Regions from separate parts of the Homo sapiens genome. Here regions 1 and 3 are each linked to region 2. A link is a loop called in an ENCODE intact Hi-C map of the cell type or tissue named here. Cell type or tissue: heart right ventricle. All regions are shown on one strand. Each heading gives the region's core, and the rest is flanking DNA. Links, peaks and the distances in the headings are about the cores only.

Region 1 (11,040 bases), core at 1,683-9,682, 120 kb after region 2:
GGAACATACTGTGTAGACTTTGATAATGAACATTTGAATAATAAGAACTCCTGTGTACATTCCCCAAAATTCCATCTTTATTTAATTAAGACTCTTTTACTACAGGAAACAGTCAACGATTCAATGATTTCAGTGACTTGTTCATTCATTCATCCATTCGTTCATTCATTGGTGTCCCAGTGGTAGCAATGATATTTTTAAACGAGTGGATGTCAATATTGTGGGTCTTAATAATCCATAAGAAAGAACACTTGTAATATCAGTGAACCAGATTGACCAAAGGCTTTAACTTAAACTGAAACAGACCAAACACCACTCAGAATCACTGCAAAATGCACTTACACATTGGTTGATTAATAAAGAAGAGACACTCAAGAAAATTGCAAGGTAATTTTATCAGGCTGTACAATTTGTCAAGAACTATGAAGGGTCTGAGATTTTACTCTACTTGCATGCCAGTTTTATGGATGCTCGGAGAAAATATGAAACTTCTGGGTCAGAGGCAAAGGATTTCATTACTCATTGCACAGCAAACAGCAGGAGCTTTGTGTTCATGTCAGCACCCCTTGCCCTTCCCCTCTAACTCCCACAGGGTGATGCAGAGGGGGCTAGATAGAGGCTGTGAACACAGTGGCATCACAGCCCAGGGATCCTGAACGTAGGGAACCAAATCTTTTAAAACTGGCTGCATATAAATATGCTCAACATTTACTCTAAAAGGAAACATTATCTTTATTATTCTGGATGTCTTGACCACCTCCTGTTTAACCCATTGATAAAGGCGGATTCCTGCTCCAGGGTTACGAAGATGACCAAACACTTAACACTCAACACTGGACAGGTAAGGTCCACCACAGTTCGTTAGTCATATATACTCACAGCCTAGTGGAGAAGGACACCACATGACATGCAGGGCCACATGGGATGACATGTGGGAATAGAGTTAACAGCCAGAGGCTTTAGAAGGTAAGCTTTGTAGTATCAAGAGGATAAGGTGCCCCCCAGTTCTCGTGGGGGATGTGATTGACTTGTTTCAATAATTCTGAAAGATAGCAGGAAACTGAAACCAATCACTCAGGGATAAGCAAAAACTGTGTGTCTTATCCCCTCAATACGGAAGATTGTTTGGCTAGGGGACCTTATCTACAGGAGCAGAGTGGGAGGGAAACTTATATTTTACTGAACAATAAGCAAATTTGCCCTTTGTCCTAGAGAGAGACACTATCTCATCTTTCATGGCTCTTTGCTATACAAAAATCTTTGAAAATAATCATTGTCTCTGCTTGCAAGCGATACAGAAATGTGTGAGACCCATAGATAATTATTTCCCAAGACAATGTCAATATTATTGAAGAACAGATATATTTTGATTATGACAGTAATAAGACTAGGGTCACAACAAATGAAAACATATCTGATCAGTCTGAGCCAATAATTTCGACAGTTCCTTATATGGTGGATGAGATCAAACTATAAAAATGGGCCTTTTCAATTGCATAAAAACCTAGGGTCCACTTGCTGGGGAAGGCACAACGAAGTCTCTGTATTCTGAGTATTTGATCATCAGGAGGTATCTTTAACCACTCCAGGTATGGCATGATAATCCTAACTTTATAGTTAGGTAAATAAAATCTTAACCTTGGGAAAAGATAAGAATAAGAAAAACCAATCAGAAATGGAATAAAAAATAGAATAAACATAAGAATTAGCTCTTTACAGAAATGTTCTTCTTAATGAAACGTGACAACCCAACATGACAACCTCCATCAAATTTCCACTCCTACCCTAAATACTACCTCTTTTGGGAAGTCTTTCTCATTTCCCTGGCTGAAATTAATCTCCTCATCTTCTGTGAATCCAAATGATTGTGTTTGTAACATCTGTTGTAACAGCTATCATATTCTTTTGTACTATAATGCTTTTCTTATATCCTCTATGAGATATGGTTTCTGTCTCCAAGTAGCTTACCATCTTGTCAATGAATTAATTTTTAATTAATTTTTGCTTTATTTTTGTGCCACTCATAGTTCTCTGCAGGAAGTAGATGCTCACTAAATGCATATTGATCATAATTGGACAAAATAAATGGAAATAACAATACCCTATATGTCTACAGAACTTTAAAAACTTGTTATAGCTCCACTGTAACAAGGATTTTATTTGATGCTTCTAACATTCTTGTAAACAAATTTTCACTGGATAGATGAAAAATCTGAGACACAGAGAATATGGGTGACTTTCTCTAAGTAATACATCTTGTTGGGGGTGTAAACTGGTACAGATTATATGTAAATTAATTTTGACATGTATGTATACATACAAACACACACGTTTCTTTCCTTCTTTCCTCTTGTTCTTTCTCTCATTTTCTCTCTCTCATCTATATATCTAAAGAATCTTAAAAACACTCTTACTCTTGACTGAATGGGTGCATTGATTGGAATCTATCTTAAGAAAGTAACTTGAAATACAGCAGGTTTGTGGAAGGATGCTCATCACAGTGTTACTTACCAGAGTGAAAGTCTGTAAGTAGCTTAAAATGCCCCCGAAGAGGAAAGTAGTTAAATACATATGGTACGTACATGCAATAAAATATTTTATTTTTGATGATTTAATCCATTTATTTTCAGTCTTTTTCTCTTCATTAATATAGCTTAAAGATAACAAGATGTGATGCTGGCATAGTATAGAGATATAGATCAATGAAATAAAATTGAAAGTGCTGAAATATGCTTTAATATTTATGATCAATTGATTTTTTACAAAGGGACCATGACAATTCACTGAACACAGAATAGCATTTTCAACAGATAGTGCTGAGACAATGGATACCCATATACAAAAGAGTAAATTTGAAACCCCATAGTACACCATACACAAAAATTAACTCAAAAGGGATCATAGACCTACATGTAAGATGTAAAAGTATAGAACTCTTACAAGGAGACATAGGAGTAAATTTTTTGTGACCTTGGGTTAAGCAGCATTTTCTTAGATATGATACGAATAACAGCAGCCATTAAAAAAAAAAAGATAACTGAATTTCATTAAAGTTACAATTTTTGTCTTTTAAATGATATTGAAAAGGTGAAAAGATAGCTCCCAGACTGGGAGAAAATATTTGTAAAGTCATATATAAGACTTGGAACTGGTATCCAGAACATGTAAAGAACTCAGTAATAAAAAGACAACTCAATTTTTAAAAACAAAAACAGGCAAAGGTTTGAATAGACGTTTTTCTCCAAAGAAGATATACAAATGGCCAATAGCATGTGAAAAGATGCTCAATATCATTAGTCATTAAGAAAATGAAAATCAAAATCATAAAGTGATACCACTTCATACATACTAGAATGGCAATAATAAATGATAGATAACAACAAGTGCTGGTGAGAATGTGGAGAAATTGTGACCCTCATACATTGCTGGTATGTATGTAAAATGGTGCAGTCTCTGTGGAAAACAGTTTGACAGTTTCTCCAAAAGTTAAACCTAGTATAAACATATGACCTAGCAATTCCACTCCTAGTTATCAAAAAAGTAAAACATGTTCACACAAAAACTCGCAGCATTATCCATAATGGCTGATAAATGAAAAGAAGCCAAAATGTCCATCAACTGATGAATGGGTAAATAAAATGTGTTATATCCACACAATGGAATATCATTCATTCATAAAAAATTAAATTACGGATACATACTACATGGATGAAACTTGAAAATACTGTTAAATGAAAGAAATCACAAGACTGCATATGGTATGATCTCATGTATATGAAATTTCTACAATGGCAAATCCATACAGATGAAAAGTAGTCTAGTGGTAGTCTAGGGCTGAAGATGGGGATGGGAGGATGGGAGAGGACTTTCTTTGCGATGATGAAAATGTTTTAAAATTAGATCATGGTGATGGTTGCACAGCTCCGTAAATATACTAATAACCATGGAATTGTTCACTTTAAATGGATGAACTTTATGGTGTGTAAATTATATTATTAAAGCCATTAAAATAGCATCATACAATGCATGTTTTCTATAAATGGTTTTATTCAATCATCAATTTATTGTTAATATATTTCATGCTAATAAATATTTCTACAATATTTAAAAATCTTTGTTTTCTACTCATTACAGAAGCAATGCATGTTTATTGGAAAAACCTCAAGGAATATAGAAATATGTAACAGAAAAATCATAGTTTTCTTTCTTTTTTTTTTTTTTTTTTTGAGACAGAGTCTTGTTCTGTCGCCTAGGCTGGAGTGCAGTGTCACGATCTTGGCTCACTGCAAGCTCTGCCTCCCGGGTTCACGCCATTCTCCTGCCTCAGCCTCCCGAGTAGCTGGGACTACAGGAGCCCACCACCACGCCTGGCTAATTTTTTGTATTTTTTAGTAGAGACGGGGTTTCACCGTGTTAGCCAGGATGGTCTCGATCTCCTGACCTCGTGATCTGCCCACCTTGGCCTGTCAAAGTGCTGGGATTACAGGCGTGAGCCACCCATCCGAGCCCATAGTTTTCTTGTAATTTTATTATTCAACAATATGCTTAGTGGCTGCTTAGTATTATGTTGTATGGTTGTGCGATAATCTACTTAGTTAATTTCATATTATTTTTATTTAGCAATAGATTGGAAACAATCTGTAATAAATCACAGTTATGAACATCTTTGTGCATGTATTGTGGTGCAATGGCCCAATTATATTGTTAGAATGAATTCCTACAAACATATTTGCTAAAGTGTATGTATATTTTTAAGGTTTTCAAAATTATGCACTGCAAATTTTATCCAAAAAAAAATACTAATTTGTATTCTAATCAGTAGTATTTGTCTGTTTCCTCTCATTTTTTCCAACCATGGTTATTATTTCTTTTTTAAAAACATTTTTTGTCAGTTTGATAGATAAAAATGGTGTCATTTTAGCTTGAAATTATCTTTTATTACTAGTTAAATACTTTTTTCATAAACTTTTGGCCATTTGTATTCATTTATGAATTGCTCTTTAAGCCTTTTGCTCATTTTTAAAATGGAAGTTTCATCTTTTCTTCAAGATTACATTGAACAAAATAATAGAATAATATTCAGCCAATAAAAATGTTTTATGGAAAGTTTTTAATGCTTATTTTCAATGTTAAGTGAAAAAACAGGATAGAAAATTGTATTTATCATACCAGCTCAACTGTATAAAATAGATTATGCTTTGGGAAAGACTAAAAAAATGTTTTTCGAGTAATCATCTTTAGATAGTAGGTTTAGATGGTTTTTATGTTCTTTAAACTTTGTATTTCCCCTGTTTTCTACAACGGACATGTGTTATTTTTATAATTAAGCAAATTTTTTTTTCTTTCAAATCACAGAGTTGATTTTTGGCTAAACCAGGGCCAGACTCATTGCCCTGCTCCACCCTCTCTACCTTAGGCCTCTAGAAAAGTGTTGTCAGAGGTAGAAGAAGAATCAATGGTAGGAAAGGAAAGTAAAGAATTTCAAGAAGGAGGTGTCGTAGGAGGATGTACTTATTCCCGAGATGCATGTTGAGGAACTTAAGGTTCAAGTATAATAATATCTGCAACTTAGGAAACGTATGCTGAAGTATCTAGAGTGCCATGATATCTGGAAAGAGAGAGGGGAAGTTGGAAAGGGAGGGAGAGGGAGCAAGGGAGAATGAAAGAAGGATGGAGGAAGTATGGTAACAGGTTAAATAGTCAATCTAAGTGAAAGTATGTGGCTGCTCTTTGTGGTATTCTTTCAATTTTTTGTAGGTTTGAAACATTTCAAAATAAAGAAGTTGGGAAAATTGCGAGGAAAAAAAGGAGAAAGTTAATTACCTCGCAAATGTTTCAGAGAAATGAATTAGGATGAGCCCTAAGAAGAGGCAGTTGGGTTTAGCTAGTAGGAAATCACTGGGGAGGTTAATGAAATAATAATTTTAGAAGGGTTGGGTAGGGAAGATGGCAAAGGGTTGGAAAGTGAGTGCGATATGAGATAGTGGAGTCAGTCAATGGTGTCAACCAAGAATTTGAGCAATAGGGAAAAGGGAGTCAGGAAATTGGCCTAAGAGGCAACAAAATGTTGGAAAAGTTTTTAATATTGTTATTAATTTTCAACTAATTATAGATTCATATTAATATTAAATTAATATTTGACCTTTCTCCCCCTCCACACATGTCTTTCCTGATATATAAAATGATGAATTAGAAAAATCAATGAAAAGAATAGGAGAATAAAATGCACAATGCTACCATCTAGAGTATTCACTGAGAATTACACCCAGTGTTTGACAATGCAGGTGACTTGCTTTGGGCCTCTGAGTTTGTGTGTGTTCGTGTGTTTGTTTCTTTGTGTAAGCCATGTAGGGGAGTGAGAAATATTTTGGGAGAAGCCCAGTGTTTGGGGACCAATATTTTGATCCCTGAATAAAACATTTCAAATTTTGATGAAGTCCTAAAATTTGATTTTAAGCTAGGTGAGACATTTTAACAATCTTTAACCTCAACAGTGCTTTGGCAATGAACTGAAACATTTTGGAAGAAGAGACAGTTCTAGGATCACCCTAAGTACAAGCATTAAGAGGGTTATTATGTTTAGCTGGGAGAATGGGAAATTCCACCTGAAGTTTCTTTTTAGCTTCAAAAAACGTCAATCTTTTCAGCTAGCTTGAAGCCAAGTGTTAACCGGATAATGGTGAAGGTGCATATAGAAATGCACTCTGGGGGGATGGTAGGCAGAGTAATTTAGGGTAGGCAGGAGCTGGATTTTGAGGTGTATGTAGTTGAAGATGGGGTGGACAGGAAAAGTTGCAGGTGGACAGAATATTGAGTACGAAGGCAGAAAAGCACAGGGCACGTTTGGAGAACAGGGATCAGTTCTGTTGTGGCTAGAATAGGAGAAAGAAAGGGAGAGAAGGTGAGGAAGTGGATTGGCATATGGATATGCCTCTCTTCTCTTCCCCCAGCAAGAAGATTCAGTTCTTGAAAATAGGGGGCTTCATCTTTTGTCTCTCTAAGGGCCTAACCCTTGGCTGGGTACACAGTAGAAGTTTAATAAATGTTGGTTGATCAGACCATCAGCTAATACCATTGTGCACTTCTATCTCCTAAGAGTTTGGCTGTCAGACTAGGAATAGGGGTAGATGCTGGGATTTAGCTACTGGAGACATGGCTCTGGTGCTTGAAATCAGGCAAGTGCAACTCCCAGCTAACATCCAGAGCAGCACATCTCAGATCACCTGGGCACCTTGTTAACACGCAGATTCTGATTTATGTCTGGAATGGGGGCTGTGATTCTGCATTTCTAATGACCTCCCAGGTGATGCTTATATTACTAGTCTGGGGATCACACATTAGCAAGAATTTAAAGGGCCTCCAACCCCTACTCCTTGAGCTTTGAAGACTCCAGACTCCTAAATGATTGGGCACAAGTAATGATTCTTCACTTAGTACAGCTGATGAAAAAGCTCAAATCAAATATATTACCTTGTGAAGATTTCCTGCCTCCAGAATTGTTGAGATACACTACGCTGTTGGCATCCTATTTGTGCCAACTTTTTATTACCTTTCCCAGGTAAGTACGGGTCTATCATACCTACACAGTGTAATCTAGTATTTTGTTTTTATTCTCCAAATATGGACTTATCTGGACATTCCTTCTGTCTAAATTCCATGCCCATTTTCCCTTAAATAATTACAAGGCTGTGTTTTTCAGGCCAATAGCTCACACAAGGGGTTGTCAAACTGTAGTCTCTGCTATTCTGAAAATGATTCTTGTTATATAAAGAAATATGGCTGTAACAACATAAGTTGTGCTTTTTGGTGTTTGTTAACTTTTATTTATTTCATTATTTTTCTCATCCTTTGTTCAGGCTAAGCCGTGTAATTTTAATATTGATTATTGCCGTTGTGAGGGTCAGAATTGGTAGGAATGGTCTTCATTATGAAAATGAAAGTGATGGTAAAGAGTTGCATAAATTAATTGGTTTCTGGTTAATTATACAACTACACATTTCAGCTAGGTGAAGGCAAGAAAGGTCAGGGTGCTGACTGAATACACTATTATAGTCTTACCAAGAAGGATACTCGTCTTTAAGATGAGATTAGACTTTTTTCCCTCAAGACATATTATGAGAAACATAGGTCTAACAATGAGATGGTCACATAGTCTGGAGTTGGAGGCAAAAAGAGGCTGCCTCTTCAACCCTCCACCAGAACCCTGGCCTTTTCTCTTCTTTCAGTGTTTGGATCATTCATCTGTTCAGATTCTCAGTATAACTTTGCACGGCCCCTTATCTGCCTAACTTTAGACACTGGGAATAGCAAGGATCTGGCCAGCAACCTCTGACAACTGGGGATACATTCTCATGTGTGGCTGAGGGAAGATAGTTCCTGCTGATACATACATACATGTATATGTACATGTATATGTATATATTCAAATAATTAACATAAGAAAAAATGAGAAAATTTTCCTTTTGCATTTAAATCCATTTTTCTTTCAAGGGCTAAAGCAATTGTCACACTTTCTTCTCTCCCCAAGGGGTGTGGGATGCCCTAATCACTAGCATGACAACATAAAACCACACGAGTTTTCTGTTAGGAGGGATTGAGCTCTTTACAAGAACCTTTGTGCTCAATGGCCTAGAGAGCTTTCCCTATAAGCTCAAGTCTAGAAGACATCAAATAAAACAAAGGCCTTATGATTCCTGGCTATTTTTCAAATGTAGTTCTTTTTGATCTTAGTGAGGATTCTAAGCAAATGTTAGTCCTCCTTCCTTCCTTTTTTCTTTCTTTGCTTCCAGATATACATGTTTAAAAATTACAAAAGAGCTATTACGTTGTGAAGAAATTTCAGTGTTACAGAAGTGAGGATCCACCATGCCATTAATCTTACTCCCCAGAGGTAACTATTATTGATAGATTGGAATAACTTCAGAATTTTCATATGCATATCAAAAATGTATATATTCAGACATATATAAATTAGTTTTGGCTTATAAACATTGAATAATATTTTATAGGCTCTTCTGTACTTTTCATTGGTCAATATCATGGATGCTTTTCCATGTAAATACATATAGGTTTCTCTCATTCTATGACCCCATAGTATTCCATTGTCTTAATCTATGTAACCATTCTCTCATTAACAGAAATTTCACTTATTCCAGTTTTTATACACATTATGCTACAACAGATATGTTTGTACAACAGAAGCTTTTGTGTAGCATAAATTTTCTAGAAATGAAAATCTTGAGTCAACATGTCTGCACATTTCAATGTTAGAATTTATCAAATTTTCTTTTAAAAAGGCTGTACCAACTTAAACTCCAAAGAACAAATCAATGTATAAGAAAGTCTGTTTCCTAGAACCCTTACCTATACTGGGTATTTCAGTGCTTTAATTTTTGCCAGTTTGAATAATGGTATTTTGGCATTCTTTTAATATATATTTCATTCATAATTGTTGAGTCTGAGCATCTTTGCTGTATGTTTGATGGCCATTTACATTCTTTCTTTTGAAGAATCTACTTCCATGAGGAATCAAAGTGAGCAAACAAGCCAGCTTTTGAGATAGAGCTCTGGTAATGAGAATTTGTCACCTCTGTTGCCTCAGAAAAATCAAAAGGCAAGTGTTTCTATTTATTAGAAATGCAAATGTGTTTCTTTAAATGGTAAAAACTAAAAGTAGAATGCACTATGCAGATACATAGACTGGCCTCATAGTATATTTTTGAGATACTAAGGCAATCAAACAGAGGAAAACATGAGGAATAAGATTGCTGGTGAAGCTAGTAGTGTATTTTTTCTTTTTTTTTGAGATGGAGTCTTGCTCTGTTGCCAGGCTGGAGTGCAGTGGCATGATCTTGGCTCACTGCAACCTCCGCCTCCTGGGTTCAAGTGATTCTCCTGCCTCAGCCTTCAGAGTAGCTGGGACTAGAGGTGCATGCCACCACGCTCAGCTAATTTTTTGTATTTTTAGTAAAGACGGGGTTTCACCATGTTGGCCAGGATGGTCTCTATATGTTGACTTAGTGATCCACCCACCTCAGCCTCCCAAAGTGCTGAGATTACAGGCGTGAGCCACCGTGCCCGGTCTGATAGTGTAATTTTTTTACCATCCATCCATTCGTTCATTATTGGACAAATATTCAACAAATCTTTTTGAGTACTCACAATCTGCTAATCACTGGGTATCTGATGATGAACAAAGATCGTGTTCTCTAAATTAAGACTGAATGGGTTTAAATTTTATTTCCATCTCTTACAGCTGTGTGATCTCGTGCATGTTGCTTAACGTTTTTGTGCTGCAGTTTCCTCATATGTACATGGTATAACAATAGCATGTACTTCATAGAGTTGTTGAAAGGATCAAATGACATAAGGCAAGTAAAGTTCTGTGCACAGAGTAAGCATCATCTAATAAGAGTGATATTTACAATTCCTGATAAAGGAGTTGCTGTTTCCCTCCCCAAAATGAACTCTGAAGAAACTGTAGAAGCTGGAGAGAAACATAGATTCTAGAAACAGCAGTATCAGCAGCAAAAGCAATAGCACTGTGAGAAACCTCTGGGGATACTTCATGCTGCCTTGACCTGGTGTGTGTAGAAAGTTGGGTGACTGTCGCTTGGTGCAGAGGATCCAGAGGCAGCAGTGATAAGATAGGACAGAGGAAAACTTTCTGAACTCTATTCCTGCTTCTCCTCATTCCTGCCTCTCATTCCTGTGTGGCCTTGAAATGATTACTGCTTGCTTCAATCACTGCAATAATCAATTGCAGTAGTCCAGAATGCCTGTGTAGGTGGGCCACCCCAAAGTCCTGCTGGGGTAAGGAGTTGATGAGCATGGGGATAGATAACCAACTACTCTGGCGTTGATTCCTTCACCCCACCCGTACTCCTAGGTCTGATGAATTGCTTGACCAGAGGAGTGACTGACCAGAGGAATTGCTTCATAAGGTGCCAGGAAATAGGACTAACAGTGGTTCTGTGATGTCTGGAACTCTTTATTAGGACTAGACTAGGGCATGGCCATTAGTCCTTTTACAATATACGT
Region 2 (10,668 bases), core at 2,633-10,632:
ACTTATGAGAATACAAAGTTCAAAAGCAAGCCTGAGCCTGCTTCATTTCCAATTCACCTGTGACAAATATGTATTGAGTGTCTACCATTTGCTTAACAGTGTAATAGCTACGTAAAGAAGATGTGGCTGGGCGCGGCGACTCACGCCTATAATCCCAGTACTTTGGGAGGCCGAGGTGGGCAGATCACGAGGTCAGGAGTTCGAGATCGGCCTGGCCAACATGGTGAAACCCCGTTTCTACTAAATACAAAAAAAAATTAGCCGGGCGTGGTGGTGCACGCCTGTAATCCTAGCTACCCAGGAGGTTGAGGCAGGAGAATTGCTTGAACCCAGGAGGCAGAGGTTGCAGTGAGCTGAGATCACGCCACTGCACTCCAGCCTGGGCGAGGGAGTGAGACTCCGTCTCAGAAGAAAAAAAAGAAGAAGAAGAAGACGTGATCGTCATGGCCTTATTCATTCCATAAATTTATCAAGTATCTACCATGTCAAGAGTGGTGGATGTAGTGGTGAACAAGACAGACAAAATCCCAGGCATTGTAATCCATAATTAATTCAACAAATACTTGTTGAGCATCCATTATGTGCCACATATGGTTCTAGGTATTTGAGAAACATCAGTGAACAAAATGGACAAAAATCCCTGCCCTCATGGAACAGAGGAGACAGACATCAAACAAGCATGTTCTTAATTACAATTGTGTGTGTTTAGGGAATCTTTACTGGTCATCTACTATAAGCTAAGCACTGCAGATACAGTGGTGAGCAAGTAATGTGTGATTCTTGATCTTATGGAGCTTACTCTCCAGCTCCCAGAGTTTATGTTTAGTAGGGGAGAGAAGAGGGACACAATCAATTAGAAAACAATACAACTCCCTACCGTAATAGACTGCCAAAAGCTGTGTTACAGACTTTAAGGACGCTAGGAGGAAGTCAGAGGAGGGGGTCACCTGAGAAGAGGTGGGCCTTGGTCTAGCCTCAGGCAAAGGAAATGCCATCAACAAGAGTTCACCTTTAGGTCAGAGGAGGGAGAGGCTAACTGCTAAGAGGTTTCAGGGAAAGATAGAAAACAAAGCTGAATAAATAGGGTAGGGCCAGAAAATCAGATATAGGAGTTTATTTTAAACTCGTGTGTGAGAAAATAGTGAATATATTAAATGTGTGTGTCTGTGTGTTTGAGTATGTGAGAGTGTGTGTGTGTGTGTGTGTGTGTGAGAGAGAGAGAGAGAGAGAGAGAGAGAGAGGAATATGAGAGAGAGAGGGAACAAGCAAAGTAATACATTCTACCAGAGTTTTTTCTTTCTTAGACCCCCCTCACTGGCTCCCTCTTGGCATAGTGTACGGTCTGAGTTCCTTAGCATTGCATACCATGTTCTTCACAAGCAAACCCCACCTATGTCCTTAGCCTAGTTTTAAGCATTCACCCCATGCCTCCTCATTCTGGACACCCTCTGCCTCATGCTCTTCCTTGAGCTTCTTGTTCTTCCTTTCACACCCTGGAGCCTCTGCACAGACGTGTTCACTCTGCTCCATGGTCCCTTCCCTCCTTTCTTGGCTTGTTGGAACTCTACCCACCCTTGCTGCTAGGAACCTTCCCCCAGCCCATCCCAGCCCAAGATGGTTAACTTTGCCTTCCTTTTCTCTCACAGCACTTTGTACATATCTCAATTTTAGGACTTTTCACACTTATTGGCATTGTTCTTTACTTATCTCTGACTCCTACTAGACTATGAGTGCTTATAAGGGCAAGAACCTTATCCTAGTCTTCTTCATATCCCCAGCCATCCAACACAAAGCCTAGCACATGCCAGGGTGAAGATGCTGCGTAAGGCCTCAATCCCACTGAAAGCTGGAAGCAGTGGGACAGAAGGGTTCCAGAGAGAGGTTAAAGAAGAAAGTGAAGGGGGAGAATATGGAAATCATAGGGAGATCAAAGTAAGGGGATATGTCAGAAGAGAGAGACAGCATTCTTGCAAAGCATTGGGATTAATAATATAAAGAGCTCACCCAAAACAAGTGAGGTTAATTATAATAACCCCAATGTTTCTGCAGCACATACTCAGTGTGTAAAACACAACGTTAGATACTGTGAGGCTACAAAGTAAAATAAAACACCTCTCTTTATGGTTTGGTTGGGAGGATAAGACAAAGGTGGATAAGGAGACTGACAGCATCCAGGCATACTCAATTTCTTAAGTTTCTTAAAGTTCAGTACCATTTTCAACTTTAAGACTTTTAATATGAAGCCCCTCAGCAGTAAATAAGGTATTGTTTTACGAAATATTAGATATGGAAACTGACTTCCCTAGTTGAGATCTCAGGAAAGCTCAACAAGGCTAGACTAGAAACAACTTTCTTAGAAAATGGACATAGAATTGTCAATTTTAATACCATTTAAAAGTATTTATGGCTGGGCGCGGAGGCTCACGCCTGTAATCCCAGCACTTTGGGAGGCCGAGGCAGGCGAATCACAAGGTCAGGAGATCGAGACCATCCTGTCTAACACGGTGAAACCCCGTCTCTACTAAAAATACAAAAAATTAGCCGGGCGTGGTATCGGGCACCTGTAGTCCCAGCTACTCGGGAAGCTGAGACCAGAGAATGGCATGAACCCGGGAGGTGGAGCTTGCAGTGAGCCGAGATGGCACCACTGCACTCCAGCCTGGGCGACAGAGCGAGACTCCGTCTCAAAAAAAAAAAAAGTATTTATCATGTCTATGTGTCCCAAACTGTATATTATGAGCTTTTTTGAAGAAGGCAAGATCAGGGATGGAAAGGGAGGAAAGGTTTCACAGAGCATCTGAAAGGAGTGGATGGAAAACAAGGGCATAAAAATAGACAAAGAATAGAATTTCAGAGAAGGAGAATGGGAATGCACAAGAGACAATAGAAATAAAGAGATATTCCATTAACGAAATGGATTTTTAAAACTGTACATATGAATTAACTGTTTAAATAATGAGGTATCTGATGGCTGTAACATAAAATATGAGATATTAAGAAAATAAGTAGGATGCGCCTTTAAATTCTATGATAGGCACTTAGCCAAAGGTAATTGAAGGGATGCTAGAAAAGGGATTAGAAAATGAAAATGGTAAAGTTATTATGTGAATAAGAGATAAGATGTACACTCAGCGATACAGTTTATTATTATTATTATTGTTGTTGTTATTATTTTAGTGGTTCCTGAGAGAGAGAGGAATGTCCCAAGACATTATCTAGGTACTCAATTTAATTTTTTCTGTTTTATTATAGTGTGATACTGGGATGGCTTAGACATTTAATTTTTTATTTAATTTCAACAATCAATCCTGAGTAATTACTATGTGGTTGCTCCCAGAGACCAGTTATGACCTCAATGAGCAATCAGCTCAACAGGGATTGGCCGAGCAGAAAATGAACTCATCAATTGGGCATTATGTCCTAGGGTACTGAGGAGAGTATAAAAGGGGGCATAGGGGCCCTGCCACACTAGCTCTTCAGTAGTTTCTGAACATCTAGACGGTAGGATGTAGAATAGGTAAGTAGAAATGCAAAGCAGATATTGCAGTAATTGACTAAAGGGCTGGGTTAATGGGAGTGAGTGTGTAGTTAAGACAGTTATGGTGTTAGAGAAAGAGGTGAGGAAGGAGGGACTTTTTACTGAGTTGGGATTGAACTGGATATTCAGTAGAAGCAGAAAGTATGAGTGAAGTTGAGGGTGGGCAGGGACTAGGGAATAGGACTTGTTTAATTGGGGGGTTGATCATACTGACCTGGTACAGAGCAGAAAATTCACATTGGAAAAGCAGTAGGAAATCAGTTGAGATTGTATTGGGATGAGGGGCTTGGTAGGGATGGAGGGAGGCTGGAGGTGGCACAAGGGAGGTCTGACTTAACAGTGAGCCCTTGTTTATGTCATTTCCCTTGCCTGATGTCTAGCAATGAAAAACATTTACACCTAATCTTGAAGGTTACAGGAAATTAATTGGGAAGGGGGGCTACTAAATGTTCCATGTAAAACAAGCAGTAACAATACTTAAAGTATTTTCCTTTTTTCCTACATTGTTGGCATCAAATTGTGTTTCTGTGCTCAGAAAGAGGGAGAAATTAAGAGGTTGAACAAGAAAAAGTACTGAACTCTCTGCCTTACCACTCTGGGGCAGGTAGGGTTACTTCCTAGGTGGCTGGGCTATTGGAGTGAAGGCAAAAGCCAAACTCAACCAAAAAACCCCAAGTGCAAGGCAGAATTGGGGCAATCATTGAGGTTCTTAAGCTTCAGAGGCTCCGAGGAGTCCTTGTTTTAGGTTAAATGTCTGTGCAACAGCAGTCTTTACTCAGGTTACTCTGCGCAGAGGCAGCTGTACGTACAACAGCAGCTATGTTTCATCACAAAGTGGGCCCCATTTCTGATGAAAGACACAGAAGTTGCCCAGGTTTAGTCCTAGGCAGCTTACTTGGTCTCTTTCAACCTGTTTCTTCATCTGTAAAATGAAGGTGCTAGGTGTGTCAACCTCATAATAGGGTTCTTGTGATGTGTGCATACGAGGTAATGTGTATCAAGCTCTTAGCAATAGTGGTTGGTATACAGTCAATACTTATTATCACAGTCATTATTAATACTTTAAAGAATACATTTATCTAGTGGCCTAGGGAAATACTTCTTAAATTGCCTTAAACGGGATTAGATGCCCCTTTGGTCTGGGTTTGTACCCAAACCCAGGCCTAGGTTTGAACTAAATTGAATTTCTCGGTTTGGTGGCATTGTGGGGGTGGGGAGATGGAAGTGGGTGTAGCAGAGTAGGAGGCAATGGTGCAAGGTGTTGTAGCCATAGGAATATGAATTTCCATGTCAGCATTTGGTTTAATTTGGCACCGAGTGTTATTCAAACAAAGCAGCGTTGTGAGTGGTAGAGGAAGGGAGAGGAGGAAAGTCAACACATTCTTGGAAATAAGATGTGGCTTTTGCTTTGCTATTTTGTTTTTTCTTCAGCTACAGACATATTTCTTTGCTCTTGGGCTCACACTGTAAATCCCTTTCAGTACATATCTAAGTTTCAGAGAAACTTCTCTTTAAGATGACAAGAAGTTATCAAGACTTCCCTTGATCCTTGTTTTTAGTATAAGAACCCTTCAGTTGGGGTCATTTAGCCTAGGGAGAAATCTTTGCATATACTTAGACACCCCCCTCCACCATGTTGAATATTTGGTATTTCCTAACGACTTTACCTCAAAGTGTTTGAAGGTGTATGTAGATGTATCGTTTATCCATTCTCTCCATGTATTTGTGTATTAGGCCTTTCAAATTTTAGTAAAAATTTTAGTATAAAGCCTGGCAATGCAATAATTAATTTTCCAACAGTTGCTGCCTTGCACCTCAGACGTCTGGCAAGATGTTATAGGAACTGGTCCTAGGTCAATATTCGAAGCACAGGGAAGCTCTGTGTGACCAAGTCAATGGAACTTTCCTGTGTTCTGGTCCTGAGGTGTATGTTTAAAGCAACGTTTCAAGCAGAAAAGTTTGAGTATTCATCTCTCCTCCACAAATGCAGGTCTTTTTGCAATGGCAATAGAGTAAATAGCCACTTGTGATATTAAGCTTGTGTCAATGATGAAGGGTTGGATTGCATAGGGAACTGATACAGCCTTCTAACCCCGTTCCTCTAGAGATAACACAAACTCACTTAACACTCAGTCTCTGCCTTCAAAGAGCTGACGCTTTAGTTGAGAAATCAGACCTTAACGCACCTCCTGTGTTGTAACAACATAGACCAATATATTCACAATATATAACATTAGGTTTTAATCTCTCTGTAATCAGCTGGGTTTTGATGGGAAAAACCAGGTGGCTGGAATGTACAGTGCCTTTCTGTTTTAACATTTAAGAGGAGGTCACACTCACCAGGGATTTTTCCATTGCACTCTCTCTTTTTAAAAGTTTACAGCGAATAGCTGAACTTACATTTCACTATTATGTAAAAATACTTTCCCTCAACTTTCCAATTACTTAGGGGATAAAAAAGGAGAGGAATACTGGGGTTTTGCAAAGTCCTGCAGGTAAATTCTAAAGTCATTATTATCTTTAATACCTAGCTTAGAAATTCTTTCAACAAGTGGTGATTATTTTCCTCCATTCACATCTCCCCTTCCTAACCCATAAAACAATGTTCACAAATTGAAAAGCACACAAGTGAGAAAAAAATCAGCCTAATTCCACCAGAGGTAAATTTCACTGTTCCTTTCAGTTTTTGTCTAAGCACACGTGACTGTATGTATTGCTTTGCAATCCGCTTTCTTTTTGCAAATATATTTCTTGTGGGTATTTTCCCATGTATTTTCTTAGGTCGCTTTTAACCTCTTCATTCTTTTCCTTCTCTCTAGGGCACCAGGGGCCAGGGAGGCCCAATCTCAGAGCGCTGCGGGCTCTGCTGGTGATAGAAACAATATGGTGAAGTTATAAGGAGAGGGGAGGGGTGGGGGGCGGGAAAGATTCCTTAGGATAGAAAAAAAACAATGAAGAAAGCTCCACTTGAAGACCTATGAAATTTCCGACACTAGAACCTTTGTATATAGTTTTCGGTAACCTTCGGCAGGGGGCGCTCTGAAATTGTTGCCACTTTCCGGACAGCCTCCCATACTTTACCCTCTACAAAATTGTACAGTGTTTCCGGCCCTTCTCAGTTGTGGACGCTCGTAAGTTTTCGGCAGTTTCCGGGGAGACTCGGGGACTCCGCGTCTCGCTCTCTGTGTTCCAATCGCCCGGTGCGGTGGTGCAGGGTCTCGGGCTAGTCATGGCGTCCCCGTCTCGGAGACTGCAGACTAAACCAGTCATTACTTGTTTCAAGAGCGTTCTGCTAATCTACACTTTTATTTTCTGGGTGAGAGACGAAGGCGCCTGGGGCCGGCAGGGGATCCCGGGCTTTTAGTTGTGGGGGGTGTGACCCTGAGCGGCGGGAGCTCAGGTCGGGAACGGTGTGGGGTTTGGGCGGCCATCGCGCCTGGGACCCCGACGCCGGCGACCAGTGACTGGGCCCCGAACAAAGAGCTCAGGCATCTCGCCGGCGCTGGGGTCGGAGTGCGGGACGAAGGCAGCCGAGAGGCTGAGCTGGGACCCAGACGTACCAGCGTTCGAGTTCGATACGGGAGGCGAGGTGGGGCCTTAAGCCCCCAGAGCACGCAGACGGTGACCCTGGACCTTTGCAAAGGCAAGCAAGGCTTGCCCGGCCCCTTTGAGGGCTCACTTGCATAATAGTGTCTTTCTTTTCACTGCTTCGTAAGAGAGGAGTGTTTCGCAGGTAAGTATGGTATGCCTCCACTCCCGCCAGTCTATCCTTGGGCTTGCTTTTGTGTACCAGTCCTTTGTACCCTGTGCCCATCCCTACCTGGAGAGGACGGGGGAAGTTTCTGGAACTCATAAAATCACGTTTTTTTTTTCCCCTTCAAGGTTTTCTTCCTAAGGTTGGAGTAAGATAGTTAAGGAAGTTTTGATCCCTAGGGCAAATATGCCATGGGCTTGTGTTTACACACAAAAAGATGAATTTTAAGAATTTTGATAAGATACCTGGTCCACAGCCTGCTCTTGTGTGCAGATCCCCCCCTAACCCCTTCTACTCTTCCCCCTTGTCTGCCGTATCCCAGCATATTACACCTATTGTGCCTTAAATACCTCATGCGTTGTGATTTGAAGATGCTGCTGTACACAGTGCGTAACTGTTTGTATTCTCTGAATTCCCACATAGATCACTGGCGTTATCCTTCTTGCAGTTGGCATTTGGGGCAAGGTGAGCCTGGAGAATTACTTTTCTCTTTTAAATGAGAAGGCCACCAATGTCCCCTTCGTGCTCATTGCTACTGGTACCGTCATTATTCTTTTGGGCACCTTTGGTTGTTTTGCTACCTGCCGAGCTTCTGCATGGATGCTAAAACTGGTGAGTCCTTGTTTTCATTAGAATTGATTCTTGGTTTTAGAAAAGTTTTGTATGTTATAGAATTCCTTTGTTGGAACTGGCCATGGCCCTTTACAATTTTTCCTGTTCCTTATGGAAACTTATCAAGTAACAGTTCAGCTGCCAGTTTCCACTTTCAAAATAGACATGTTGTTATTTTCCCTGCCCTTTTCAATGAAAACATGATGAACTAATTGAGAAGACGACCATTATTTTTTCTTTGACTCCCTTTGCAGTTGTGCTATATCTTATTTATGCTGACTTGGACTTTCTTTCTTATCCTGCAGTATGCAATGTTTCTGACTCTCGTTTTTTTGGTCGAACTGGTCGCTGCCATCGTAGGATTTGTTTTCAGACATGAGGTAAGCCTGAATTAGGGAAGCTTAGCATGTTACATTTATCCTCTGAGAGATAAAAATGGATTTATTAAAGTAGAAGAGTCAGACCTCTGTATTTAAACCTGTAGCTGACAATAATGGCCTTCTTGTAAAAATTCTGGTCCACTTCTAATTTAAAAGAAAATTTAGAAAATTGTAAAGACTGATAGTCACCAGAAGAAAATTACTTACTTATATTCCCTGTCGTTTTTCTGTGTATAAATACCTATTAAAACGGAGATAGTACAATTTATAACTTTGCTGATAGGAAAATATTCAAAGCACAAAATTGATAACCTTCTTATGCCTTGCATTTTGAAAAGATTGGATATACTTAATGCAAATCATCAGAAGTTTAATATTGGGCCGGGCGCGTTGGCTCACGCCTGTAATCCCAGCACTTTGGGAGGCCGAGGCAGGTGGATCACGAGGTCAGGGGATCGAGACCACCCTGGCTAACACGGTGAAACTGTCTCTACTAAAAATACAAAAAAAAACAAAAAATTAGCCGGGCGTGGTGGTAGGTGCCTGTAGTCCCAGCTGCTCGGGAGGCTGAGGCAGGAGAATGGCATGAACCCGGGAGATGGAGCTTGCAGTGAGCCGAGATCGCGCCACTGCACTGCAGCCTGGGCAGCAGAGCGAGACTCCATCTCAAAAAAAAAAAGCTTAATACTGAATTAGAAAACAGGTAAACTTGGGGTTGTTCAAATAACATTCGGTGAGTAGCAAAGGCTCATTAATGAGAGTTCTCATAAAGTGGTAGCACAGCCTCCCAAAGTAAGGTTTTGTAGCTTACAAATTCCATAGGCATCGAATTTGAACTCAGTTTAAAGTGGAGAAAAATTAGCAGGGTGCAGAATACAGCAATACTGCATTGCCACTCAGATAAATACATATTCCCACAGCACTTTGAACTTGTAGTGGTTCTCATCATATATTTTAATGTTTTGCTTAGTAGTCCCCTCAGCTAACCTATACCCCTTAGAGGACAGGACTGTACCATGGAAGTTAATTACTATACATGTTGCTGCTGTCAAAGATATGACCATTGGTCAGATTCGAGAACTTATTTGACCTGAAACCAAAAACTTTCTAGAGGATTTTCTTACTGACATTGTGTTTCTTTGCTATAGATTAAGAACAGCTTTAAGAATAATTATGAGAAGGCTTTGAAGCAGTATAACTCTACAGGAGATTATAGAAGCCATGCAGTAGACAAGATCCAAAATACGGTAAGTGGTAACCACCACCTAGAGGGGAACACATTCCCTGTTGCCTCAGAGAAAAGAGCAGAGTCTGGCTACTAGATGTTATCCACCTGTAGGGGAAAGAAGTGTGACGTGTTTCATTTTCCTCACATGTGCACCTGTTCTCTTCCTTCCCCACTTACATCATAGTCCAGGTACAGTTAGTACCAACTATAGCAGGAAAGTAAGGCCAATACAAAACTGTCATGCATGGTGCTAATCAGGGACCCAGTGCTCATCTCTTGAATCAATTGAGGAGAGAGATCATTGAGATTAGTAAATGTTTTGAGCACAAATTGCAATAGAGGATATTAGGTTAAATGTTTGACTACAAAGTTGTAATATAAACTGTAAATGCTTTTGTTGGGTTTTTCAGTTGCATTGTTGTGGTGTCACCGATTATAGAGATTGGACAGATACTAATTATTACTCAGAAAAAGGATTTCCTAAGAGTTGCTGTAAACTTGAAGATTGTACTCCACAGAGAGATGCAGACAAAGTAAACAATGAAGTAAGGTGCCTTTTAAAATTTTCTATTTGGCAATATTTGAAGACTTAACTGAATGCAAAATTGACCCAGTTTTTAATTTTTTTTTTGAGATAGAGTCTTGCTCTGTCGCCCAGGCTGGAGTGCAGTGGCGCGTTCTCGGCTCACTGCAAGCTCCGCCTTCCAGGTTCACGCCATTCTCCTGCCTCAGCCTCTCGAGTAGCTGGAACTACAGGTGCCCACCACCACGCCTGGCTAATTTTTTGTATTTTTTAGTAGAGACGGGGTTTCACTGTGTTAGCCAGGATGGTCTCAATCTCCTGACCTTGTGATCCACCTGACTTGGCCTCCCAAAGTGCTGGGATTACAGGCGTGAGCCACTGCACCTGGCCAGTTTTTAATTTTTAAATATAAGCTGAAATAGATAGGGCGGGTAAGAATTGAGTTCAGACGGCCAGCAAGTAACACTTTTTTGTTTATTTATTATTTAGTATTTTTTTTTAAAGACAGTGTCTCTCTCTGTCACCCAGTCTGAAGTACAGTGTTGTGATCATAGCTCACTGGAGCCTTGAACTCCTGGGTTCAAGTGAAGTAACACTTTTAAATATATAATCCAGAAGGTGGAAATAATTGGG
Region 3 (11,040 bases), core at 1,283-9,282, 190 kb after region 2:
CAATGGCCCGTGCTGTACCTTGGCCCCTTTTAGCTACAGCTGGAGCTGGAGTGGCTGGCTGGGATACAGGACACCAAGTCTCTGGGCTGCACAAAGCAGCGGGGCCCTGAGCCCAGCCCACAAACCATTTTTCCCTCCTAGCCTCCCAGCCTGTGATGGGAGGGGCTGCTGTGAAGGTCTCTGACATGCTCTGGAGACATTTTCCCCATTGTCTTGGTGATTAACATTTGGCTCCCCATTGCTTATGCAAATTTCTGCAGCTGGCTTGAATTTCTCCCCAGAAAATGGGTTTTTCTTTTCTGTCACATTGTCAGGCTGCAAATTTCCCAAACTTTTATGTTCTGCTTCCCTTTTAAACATAAGTTCCAATTTTAGATCATCTCTCTCAAGTTCAAAGTTCCACCAATCTCTAGGGCAGTGGCAAATGCCGCCAGTCTCTTTGCTAAAGCATAACAAGAGTGACCTTTGCTCCAGTTCCCAGTAAGTTCCTTATCTCCATCTGAGACCACCTCAGCCTGGGCTTCATTGTCCACATCCCTATCAGCACTTTCGACAAGTTTCTAGGAAGTCCCAAACTTTCCCATATCTTCCCATCTTCTTCTGAGCCCTCCAAACTGTTTCAACCTCTGCCCATTACCCAGTTTCAAAGTCACCTCCACATGAGGTTATCTTTATAGCAGTACCCCACTCCCTAGGTACCAATTTAGGTGTAGAAGTCTCCCACTATTATTATGTGGTTATCTAAGTCTCTCATAAGTCTCTAAGAATTTGCTTTATCAATCTGGGTGCTCCTGTGTTGGATGCATATATTTAGGATTGCTAGGTCTTCTTATTGAATTGAAACTTTTACTATGATATAATCCTCCTTTGTCTTTTTTTGGTCTTTGTTGGTTTAAAGTCTGTTTTGTCTGAAATGAGAATAGCAACCCCTGCCTTTTTTTGTTTCCTGTTTGCTTGGAAATTTTTCTCCATCTCTTTACTTTGAGTCTATGGGTGTCATTGCATGTGAGATGGGTCTTTTAAAGAGAGCATACCATTGGGCATTGCTTCTTTATCTAACTTGCCACTCTGTGCCTTTTAATTGGGGCATTTAGCTCATTTACATTCAATGTTAGTATTGATATGTGCAGTCTGATCCTGTCATTATGTTGGTAGCTCATTATTATGCAGACTTGTTTGTGTGGCTGCTTTAGTGTCACTGTTCTATGTACTTAAGTGTGTTTTTGTAGTGGCCAGTAACAGTCTTTCCTTTCCATGTTTAACACTCCCTTAAGTGCTTCTTGTAAGGCATGTCTGGTGGTAATAAATTCCCTTAACATTTGCTTGTCTGAAAAGCATCTTATTCCTCCTTCACTTATGAAGCTTAGTCAGATTAGATATGAAATTCTTGATTGGAATTTATTTTCTTTAAGAATGCTGAAAATACACCCACAATCTCTTCTGGTTTGCAGGGTTTATGCTGACAGGTTTGCTGTTAGCCTGATGGGGTTCCCTTTGTAGGTGACCTATCCCTTATCTCTTGCTGCCTTCAACTTATTTTCTTTAATTTTGATCTTGGAGAATCTGATTGCTATGTGTTTCGGGGATGGTCTTCTAGTATTTTGCAAGGGTTCTCTGCATTTCCTGAATTTGAATGTTGGCCTCTCTAGTGAGGCTGGGAAAATTTTCATGCATTATATCCTGAAATATGTTTTCCATGTTGCCTGTTTTCTCTCCCTCTCTTTCAGGGATGCCAATGAGTCATAGATTTGGTGTCTTTACATTATTCCATATTTATCAGAGGTTTTGTTCATTCTTCTTTATTGTTTGTATTTTATTTTTGCCTGACTGAGTTGTTTTGGAGAGCCAGTCTTCAAGTTCTGAGACTCTTTCCTCAGTTTGGTCAATTCTGCTGTTGATACTTGTGATTGCATTTTGAAATTATTCTAGTGTGTTTTTTAGCTCTGTCAGACAAGTTTGTTTTTTTCTTATAATGGTCATTTGCTTTATCCTCTGCTGTGTTGTTTCACTCTAATCCTTAGATTTCTTGGATTGGGTTTCCACTATCTCCTGTATGTCGATCATCTTTGTTCCTGTCCATATTCTGAATTCTATTTCTGACTTTTCAGTCATTTCAGCCTAGTTAAGAACCATTGCTGGGAAATTCGTATTGCCATTTGGAGGTAAGAAGGCACTCTGGCTTTTCAAGTTGCCAGACTTTTTTTTGCTGTTTCTTTCTCATTTGCGTGGGCTGATGTTCCTTCAGTCTTTGAAGTTGCCATCTTTTGAATGGATTTTTTTTTTCTGTTTTCTTCTTTGATACCCTTGAGGGTTTGATTATGGCATAAGGTGGGTTCAGTTGACTAGCTACGATTCTAGTCCACTCCTCCATCTTGGAGGAGCCCCCTCTGATTACTGTCTCTGTGCCTGTGTTTCTTTTTTGGGGTGTTCTGGTCCACGGGGCTCCCCACAGGGGCCACAATTGGCAGACAAGCCTTATTTTTGCCAAGTAGGCCTTAATATGCTGTCTGTGTGCTTCCTGGGAAGAGACAGGGTTGTGCCTGCCCACAGAGTTCAGGTGGAAGCAGGTCCACTAGGTTGGAAGATCTAGTGGGTTTGGCCTGTTTAGCTATGAGAGGTGGGGGTGGGTGGAGTGTCTGCCCTGCTGTCTGGGTGTTTCCATGGCTGTAGCCCTCGGCAAATTCAGGCAGAAATAGGGCCACTGGGCTGGAAACCCCAGCAGGCATAGCTCCCCTGGCTACAGGCAGGGGACGCCTGCCCTGCCAAATGGGAGTTTCCTAGGAAAACAGGAAGCTGCACCCTCCAGCTGAGTTCACACAGAAGCGAGACTGCTGGCCTGCAAGCTCTAGGAGGCATTTCCTGCCTGGCTAGCAGCAGCAGGGGTAAGGTCACCTACCCTGGTGTCTGGGTGCTTCCTGGGACAACAGGCAACTGTGAGCACTGGCTGAGTTCACATTGTAGGAGGACTACGGTGCCTGAGTGCATGTGGGGCCATGTGCTCTGTGTTCTGGGTATTTCCCTGGACAACAGGAAGCTGTACACTTTCGCTGAATTCACACAGAAGCAGGACCACTGAGCTAGAAGCTCTAGCAGGCATTGCCCTCCTGGTTCCCAGTGGTGGGGGCAGGTGGCGTTGTACGTTCTGCTGTCCAGTTGTTTCCTGGGACAACTGGAAGCTGCCCACTCTGGCTGAGTTCACACAGAAGCCAGGCCACTGTGCGGGAAGCTCTAGCAAGTGTTGCCCGTCTGGCTGCCAATGGCGGAGTTGGGTGGAGTGGCCGGCCAAGTTCAAACAAAAGTGGGACCACTGGCCTGGAAGCTGGTACTGAGCCCTGTCTCGCAAGGGGGGTGGTGAAGTAATGTTACTGCTCCCAGGCATGGCAACGGTGGCCTCTACTGGTGCTATGGCACCAGCGCTTGTTTACTCTGAGGCCTAAGGCTTGTAGAGGTCCCTTTGGACTGGAGAGTTGCCCCTGCAAAACATCCAGGTGGCTCTCTGCCTCAGTCTAGAAGCAGGGTGCGGGGGTGGTTCAGGGGAACCAGTGGTATTATCCTGTTCCCAGTCTTGCACAGGTCCCTGTGGGGAATGTGAATCCCCCTGGGGGATCTCACTCACTGACCCTTTCCTATGTTGGAGAGGTTCTCCCAGCTCCACACTGAGTCTAGGCAACGTGGGGCCCAGCTTCGTTCCTCTCTGCTCTCTGTGTTCCCCTGCTGCCTTGATGAATCCCAACATGGTTTCTCAGATGATCAGGCTGTAGGGACAGTATTCACTAGCCTTTTGTTTTCTATCCGTGAGAGTGGCACACATGAGCTGCTTCTAGTCCATCATCTTGGCCCAGCTCCACCTAATATTCTTTTAAAAAGTTGAATGCAGGAAAATATGAAGAAGGAAGGAAAGAGGTTAACACTCTTCAAGCAGTTGTTATACTCCAGGTGCTTTTCTTCATGAGTTACTTGCACTACTTCATTGAATCCTCACTTCAAACTTGGCAAGTAAGTAGCATTATTTTCCCACTGTACAGATGAGGACACTGAGATACTTGTCCCAAGTGATGTAGAGATGAAACTGAACCCTGGCACTGAGCCCAAGCTCTTTCCACTCAAGAACATTGACTCTAAGTTCTGGATCATAAAAAAGGGCCATGTCTGTTTTTATCTACAATTTTACTCTCAGCCCGTAGCAAATAGTGGGCACTCAAAAATTAATTGATGGATTTGAACAAATAGTGAATGTATAAATGCTTTTAAGAGCAACAGAAAGGTAAATTCCAACCAAACCTTAGGGAAGACTCTAGGAAGGCGGTTGAGGCTGCCATTCTGAAGTAGGATGCAGTCTGGACCACAGTGGACAATCTGAACCTACGGGAACTGATTGGAGGATGGCTTTGGGCTGTTATGGTGCCAATCATAAGCCACCTTGGGTTCTCGTGGCTGGAAGTTACAATTATGTTTCTAAATTAAAAGGGAAACTATAAGTATATGAAATACATTCTCATTTAAAAAAATACCCAAAGATGATAAAGTAAAAATTATCTTTGAACTACCTTCCACCACTAATCTGATATGCATCCCCTCAGAAATTTGTATATGAATTTAACTATATATATGTCTATATCTATATCTATATCTATCTTGCTTGGTTTTGTGGTTTTTTACATAAATAATATCCTCCTGTATGCTTTGTTTTACAGCCTACTTTCTTCACGCGACAATATATGTTATAGCTCTTTCTACGTTAGTATGAACCGATCTATCTCCTTTTAAATGATTGAACAGTATTCTATATTTTATTGTTTGGGCAAGCCAATTGATGTAAATGGTCCCCTTTTATGCCTTCTCCTTTCTTCTCACCTTCTGTCCCTTTGTCCTTCCATTTCTGTCATTCTTTCTTTTGACATTACAAACAGTACTACAGCAAGAATACTTATAAATGCCTCTTTCTGCTGATGTGCAAGAATTTCTATGGATAGAGACTTGAAAGTAGAACTGCTCAGCTGGAGAATATGCTCATGTAAAATTTAGTAGATAACTGCCAAGTTATGTAATTAGAGTTTATAAAAGCAGAGGCACAAAATTAGTGCTCTCTAAACTCATTGGTCTCTCTGTTTTTGAATTGTTTTGCCTATTTCAGTATTCTTTTTCCTTAGCTTCTCTGCGAGGTCACTTTTCAAAAATTTTAGTCTATCTCAGAAAAGCTAAGGAGAAAATTTCCTCTGGTTACACTAATTTCTATAAATTTAGGAGGACACCAAGAGTGTCCCTAGTGGCCACATGGCAGTAATGCAACCCTGGCTGCCTGGGCTCAGCTGGGGCAAGGGATCCAGAGAGTTAAGAGTGGGATTCATTCTGGGAGGAGTCAGGATGGCCGCAGTATTCGTCCTTTCCAGTTTATAACGTGCCTATATACACTTTTCTTTCCTTTGGGGTCTTGGAGAACCCTTCATCGTGGGTAATCCTTTATCCTCTCCCCACCCCAAATCAAGAAAAAGAGAAGCCATGTATTTTACAGAGAAATGAGACATTCTGAAGAGCTAGTGCCATCTACAGTCGTAAAAACTGCCCACAAGCTTTCTTGAGAATTTCTCCACAGGTCTCTATGCTCTTTCACTTGCTGCCATTTGCCTGCTTTTCCTAAAACCTTGTCAGTCAAAACAATAGTAATAATAAATGAATAATACATGATTTGTAATTCAGTGATATTTTCTTGTGTTTTTAACTACTCCTGCAGCAATTTTAATTTTTAATATTTTTTCTTTGCATATGTTTGACTCTATTAGCATATCACAATTTGTATATCCTTTGGAGTTTGCAAAGCACTTTCACATCCAACATATTATTTACTACCTGTAGCAACCACTACTGTCCTTGATTTTATAGGAAATGGTTCAGGGAAGTTAAGTTACTAGTTTAAAGTCACACAACCTATAACTGACAACAACTGAAGTCTACTTGGATCTATTTTCTTTGGCCATTATATTACAATATACCGTACTCTGTGTTTATGAATTAATTAGAATTTTTGTCTGTGAATATAAATATGATTTTAGTTATCTTTTCTTGAACCTCTGAAGATAGGGAAACTAAATTTGAATTTCAAGTTCCCAAGCCTTATAAACAAACTTCTCATAAATAAGATAAGCTAAAGATGAAGAGTATCTGATAGCTTTGTACTTGATTTTGAAGGGGATACTTTTTGGGTGTGACTGAGAAGACAGAGCTACTCTTCAGTAGGACATTGCGCCCATTCCCTCCCCTCCTGTCAGTATACAAATTGTGCTGTTGGTCACCATTGCAGCTGCCATTTGTTGAGCCTGGCTCTGTGAGCAGTTGTTGCCTGGCCCCGTTTTTCAAGAGGAGGCTTTGCCCCACTTGGTGGGGCTGGTGCCTGTGTATTTTTCTTGCCACTCAGAGTAATATCAAACTGAAGTTAAACTCTAGTGCAGCTCTGAAGTCTTCTCCAGCTTTGTAATATATTTATGTAATATTTATTGAGTGTCTGCTAGGTGCTAGGTAGTGTAATAAGTCTTTTACACATATTAACTCATGTAATCTTCACATTAGCCCTGTGAAGTAGGGATTATTATTATTAAATCCATTTTGCAGAGGAAGAAACCGAAGCTCAGAGATGTTAAGTAACTTGCTGACATTCATGGAGCTAGTGTGTAGCAGAATTAGGACATGATTCCAAGCCTGTTTTGATTTCTAAGTTTGTGCTTCCAATCATTTTAAGTCTTTCAAAAAGCTTTTCCTCATCCTCCCTGCCGCCATTTCAATAACTTCTAAAAGAACACCCAAGATATAGCACCAAATCAGAAATGGAATAGTAATAATGATGCTTTGGCTTAAATGCTTTGAATGCTGTCTCTTTAGCAATGGACAAATGGCCTTCGAGCATGGATTGGAATAGGAACTTTGGAGTCCCCCGACACTTAGATTTAGATCTCAGCTCTACCTCTTCTTTATCTGTTAGTTTCTTTATCTATAAATTGAATATAATAATAGCTACCCCAATAGGGTGATTGTGAAATATAAATGGGTTAATACATGTAAAGCACTTAGAACTGTCCCTGGTCCATAGATAGAGCTATGTGACAAGATTCTGTTATGAAGCTATAAGATAAATTTAGATACTGTGTTGTTTCCTTGCCTCAGAGGGTGAAGAGGAGGCTTATCTAGGTCAAAGGGAGCACTGGAATGGCAATACTGTTAGGAAAAAACTGTTACTCACTTGTGCCCGTTGAAGCAACATCGGAGTAGTATTTGCAGTTATCTCTTGTCACTGCTGGACTTGGGCAGATTTATTAACTGATCAAGTTTGCATTGTGGTAGTATCCCCTTCATCTACCCTCCTCAGACACTTTGTACAGTTGTTTTCTCTTCCACTCCCTGTGCCTCTCCCACACCTATGCCTGTGGAAGGAGCCAAATACCCTTCACTCTGACTGAGGTGTCTATGACTCATGAAACTTCCTTTATGTAGTTGCTTGTATTTGAACTGAACACTAGATGTTTAGCCTATACTCATGGTAGGATTTCAGGCATTAATCAGTGGACATGTCTTAGTCAGCTTAAGTTGCAGTAACAAAATACCATAGATTGGGTGGCTTAAATAATGTAAATTTATTTACTCACAGCTCTGGAGGTTGGAAAGTCCAAGATCAAAGTGCTAGCCAATTTGGTTCTTGGTGAGGGCTCTCTTCTTGGCTTGCAGACGGTGGCCGTTTTGCTATGACTTCACTTGGCAGACAGAGATAGCCCTGGTGTCTCTTCCTCTGAGGGCCATTCCCTCATTAACTCATCTAAACCTAATTATCTCTCAAAAACTCCATCTCTAAATATCATCACATGGGGAGCGGGGGTTAGGGAATCAATGTATGGATTTTGGGGAGACACAATTCAGTACATAGCAGATCACAAAACGACTATTTGAACCTCAGGGCCTTTAGGTGCCCCTAAAACCATAACAAAATGTAAGAAAGCCAAGTCCCCCTGTACTCCAGGCCTATACACAGTTCAGAAATGAGCATGTTCTACGGAGCTCCCAAGGGCTCTTCCTTCTTGGGTGGTAAGAAGGACAGATTCTCCCCCTAAATCATAGTTGTGGTTCCAAAGTTAGGTTTTGGAAACAGTCTAATCCACATTATCAGGCGGTTAAGAGAATGGGATCCCATTTGACTTGGTAATGGTTTTCTTTTTTTAACTTTTCAGTGAAAATTTTCCTTTCATTGTAATTAGACTTAGTGATTCGAATCTCTAGAGTTTGCTCTTTAAGTACCAGCAAGTGTTAAAGTGCCCAGGACTATGAAAAAAGCTTCAGCTTGAGTTGTTGGTGTAAAGGGAAGGTTTAGGCAAGCCTGCAGCCTCTAAGGCTATTGATTTAGAACAGGCATTAGGTGCCCAGAGAGACTTGGGAGAAAAGGTGTTATAGACACCATTAATAGATCCATGGGGAGACTGAATTATTTCTCTAATAACGTGGTCCATTTATTTTTAAGATCATTTATGGGTTCCTTATATCTTCCAGTCTGTGCACCAAAGAAAGGAAAAGGAATGTTTATGTCCTTTTTCCTCTTTGGATTTTGGAAAACCTTGCCCTGATGAAGACATAAAGACTCCAGAGAAGTACAATAGTACCGTGAGGGTGGAGATGCTTTTTAAAGGATAAGTGCATATGATAGACAAATACTTAATATCATGATATTATTAATATATAAAGAGCTCTTACAGATTAATAAGAAAGACACAAACATCATAACAGACAAAAAGACAAAGGAAGTAAACCATTTACACACACACAAGACAAAGAAATAAAAATGTCCAATAGACACTATTTAAAATAACAATGAAATCATGTGCTTCATTAATGCCTAACACATTATATTGACAAGGATTAAAAAATTAAAAACAGTCCAGGTGCTGTGGCTCACGCCTGTAATCCTAGCATTTTGGGAGGCCAAGGCAGGTGGATTACCTGAGGTCAGGAGTTCGAGATCAGCCTGGCCAACATGGTGAAACCCCATCTCTACTAAAAATACAAAAAAATTAGCCGGGCGTGGTGGTGGGCACCTGTAATCCCAGGTAATTGGGAGGCTGAGGCAGGAGAGTTGCTTGAACCCGGGAGGTGGAGGTTGCCGTGAGCCGAGATCACGCCATTGCATTCCAGCCCGGGCAACAAGAGCGAAACTCAGTCTCAAAAAAAAAAAAAAAAAAAAAAATTAAAAACAAATGACCATAGCCAGTGTTGGCCTGGTTAAGACAGAAACAGACACTCAAATACAGTTCTAGTGGAGGTATTAATTGGTGTAGACTTTCTGAAAGGCAATTTGAGAATACATACCAAAAGCTTTAATATGTGCATATCTTTTGACCCAGCATTTGCACTGTTAGGTATTTATCCTAAGAAAATAATTACGGATGTGTGAAAAGATTTAGCTACACAAACAATTGAAGCAGCAAAAATTGGAAGCAACTAAATACCCTCAGATTGGAAACTGGTTAAATAAATTATGGTATAGGCATAGAATAGAAAATTATGTAGCCATTAAAAATCATGTTTTGAAATGAGAAAATGTTCATGATGTCATAATATTAAAGTAAGAAAGTAAGATACCAAGCGGTGTATACAAAATATAATCTCAATTTCACATACAAAAGTATATTAAAAGACTAGAAGAAGATACACTTAAATGTTAACAATGATTATGTCTGGGTGGTAGGATGACAGATAATCTTTACTTTCTTCTTTTCAGGATTTTATGTCTTTCCCAAATTTCATACAGTGAGTATGTGCTACTTTTATAATTAAAAAAAAAAAAACAACAGCAACACAGAAACTATAAAAAAGACATTTAAGCTTGTTTCTGAAAGCTAATCTTTGATTTAATTTTTTCTCTTCAAATTTAAATGCAGACATTTCCTTTAGGAAATGAGGAAAAACATTTAACTGTCTTGTGGGAGAAATTGATAAAGAAAAAGTTTTTCTGGGGTGTGTAGGGAATACCCCAAGATAAAAGTACTCCCGTGGACCATATATATTCCAGACTGACCCTTCTTTCAAAGGCTTCATGTTACCTTTTTTTCAGAAACTGCTTTATGGAGGTATAATTCACATACCACAAAATTTACTCATTTAAAGTGTACAAGTCAATGTATTTTAGTATATTAACAGGGCTGTGCGGCCATCACCACTATCTAATTCTAGAATATTTTTATCACTCTAAAAAGAAAATTTGTACTCATTAGCAATCACTTCCCATTCTCCACTTCCCACCCTCTCACCAGCTCCTGGCTATGAATTTGCTTATTCTGAACTTTTCATATAAATGGAATCACACAATACGTAAGCTTTCACTTAGCATAATATTTTCAAGGTTCATCCATGTTTCAACATCAATCAGTACTTCATTCCTTTTTATGGCTGAGTAATATTTCACTGTATGTATAATGAAGTTGTGTGTATGTATAAACTATACTTACTTTATCCACTCATTAGTTGACGGACATTTCAGTTGTTTTCACTTTCTGGCTTTTAGGAATAATGCTGGCATGAACATTTGTGTACAACTTTTTGCCTGCAAATTTATTTTCATTTCTCTTGCATATATACCTAGGAGTGAAATTGCTGGGTTACATGACAACTGTACAATTAACCTTTTGTGGAAATGTCAGGTTGTTTTCCAAAGTGGGTGCACTATTTTACATTTCCACATGTTATCTTTCATCCAATAATTCTTACATGTACTTTAAGAAATATGTACAAGGATGATCATTTGTAATAGCAAAAAACTAGAAACAATCAAATATCCATAGATAGGGAACCAGTTAAATCGATTGTAAATTATGGAATACTATGTGGTGCTAAAAGAATGAGATATTATATATGTTCTCATTGGGAAAGATAAACAAGATGTATAAGTTGAAAAAGCAAGTTGTAAATCAGTATGTATGATTTTGTATGCAATACAATTATTGTACATATGTATATGTATCAAAATATATACATATGTACATATTGTACATATGTATATGCATCAGAAAT

Evidence for each region. Hi-C counts contacts between places; a loop is a spot of excess contacts. Peaks named below come from ENCODE experiments on the same cell type or tissue, not always from the same donor. Only the 100,000 strongest peaks of a DNase experiment are listed, where the experiment ranks them.
Region 1: a loop joins it to region 2, with 2.7 times the contacts of the local background. A loop is called at or near these places in 23 of 110 quality-filtered maps.
Region 3: it touches region 2 in a loop (4-fold over the local background); 4 of 110 quality-filtered maps call a loop at or near these places.

The regions. Positions count from the first base shown.
Region 1 is chrX:100,507,872-100,518,911 of GRCh38, reverse strand. No RefSeq gene overlaps it. Among named protein-coding and RNA genes, the nearest start is that of TNMD, 72 kb to the left of the region's middle. In heart right ventricle, for the core only: a CTCF peak has its summit at 6,239; no DNase peak of the experiment used is centred there.
Region 2 is chrX:100,632,794-100,643,461 of GRCh38, reverse strand. TSPAN6 (tetraspanin 6) reads left to right here and starts at 6,656. Exons shown (of 8, transcript NM_003270.4): 1 at 6,656-6,854; 2 at 7,716-7,904; 3 at 8,210-8,284; 4 at 9,433-9,531; 5 at 9,923-10,057. The coding sequence starts at 6,768. RefSeq lists enhancers at 6,461-7,076, 7,077-7,692. In heart right ventricle, for the core only: a CTCF peak has its summit at 6,570 (motif pointing right); DNase peaks (open chromatin) are centred at 6,661 and 7,077; H3K4me3 peaks cover 1,404 bases; H3K27ac peaks cover 1,464 bases.
Region 3 is chrX:100,442,237-100,453,276 of GRCh38, reverse strand. No RefSeq gene overlaps it. Among named protein-coding and RNA genes, the nearest start is that of PCDH19, 37 kb to the right of the region's middle. In heart right ventricle, for the core only: CTCF peaks have their summits at 2,741 and 5,283; DNase peaks (open chromatin) are centred at 2,836 and 5,306; H3K4me3 peaks cover 337 bases; H3K27ac peaks cover 1,202 bases.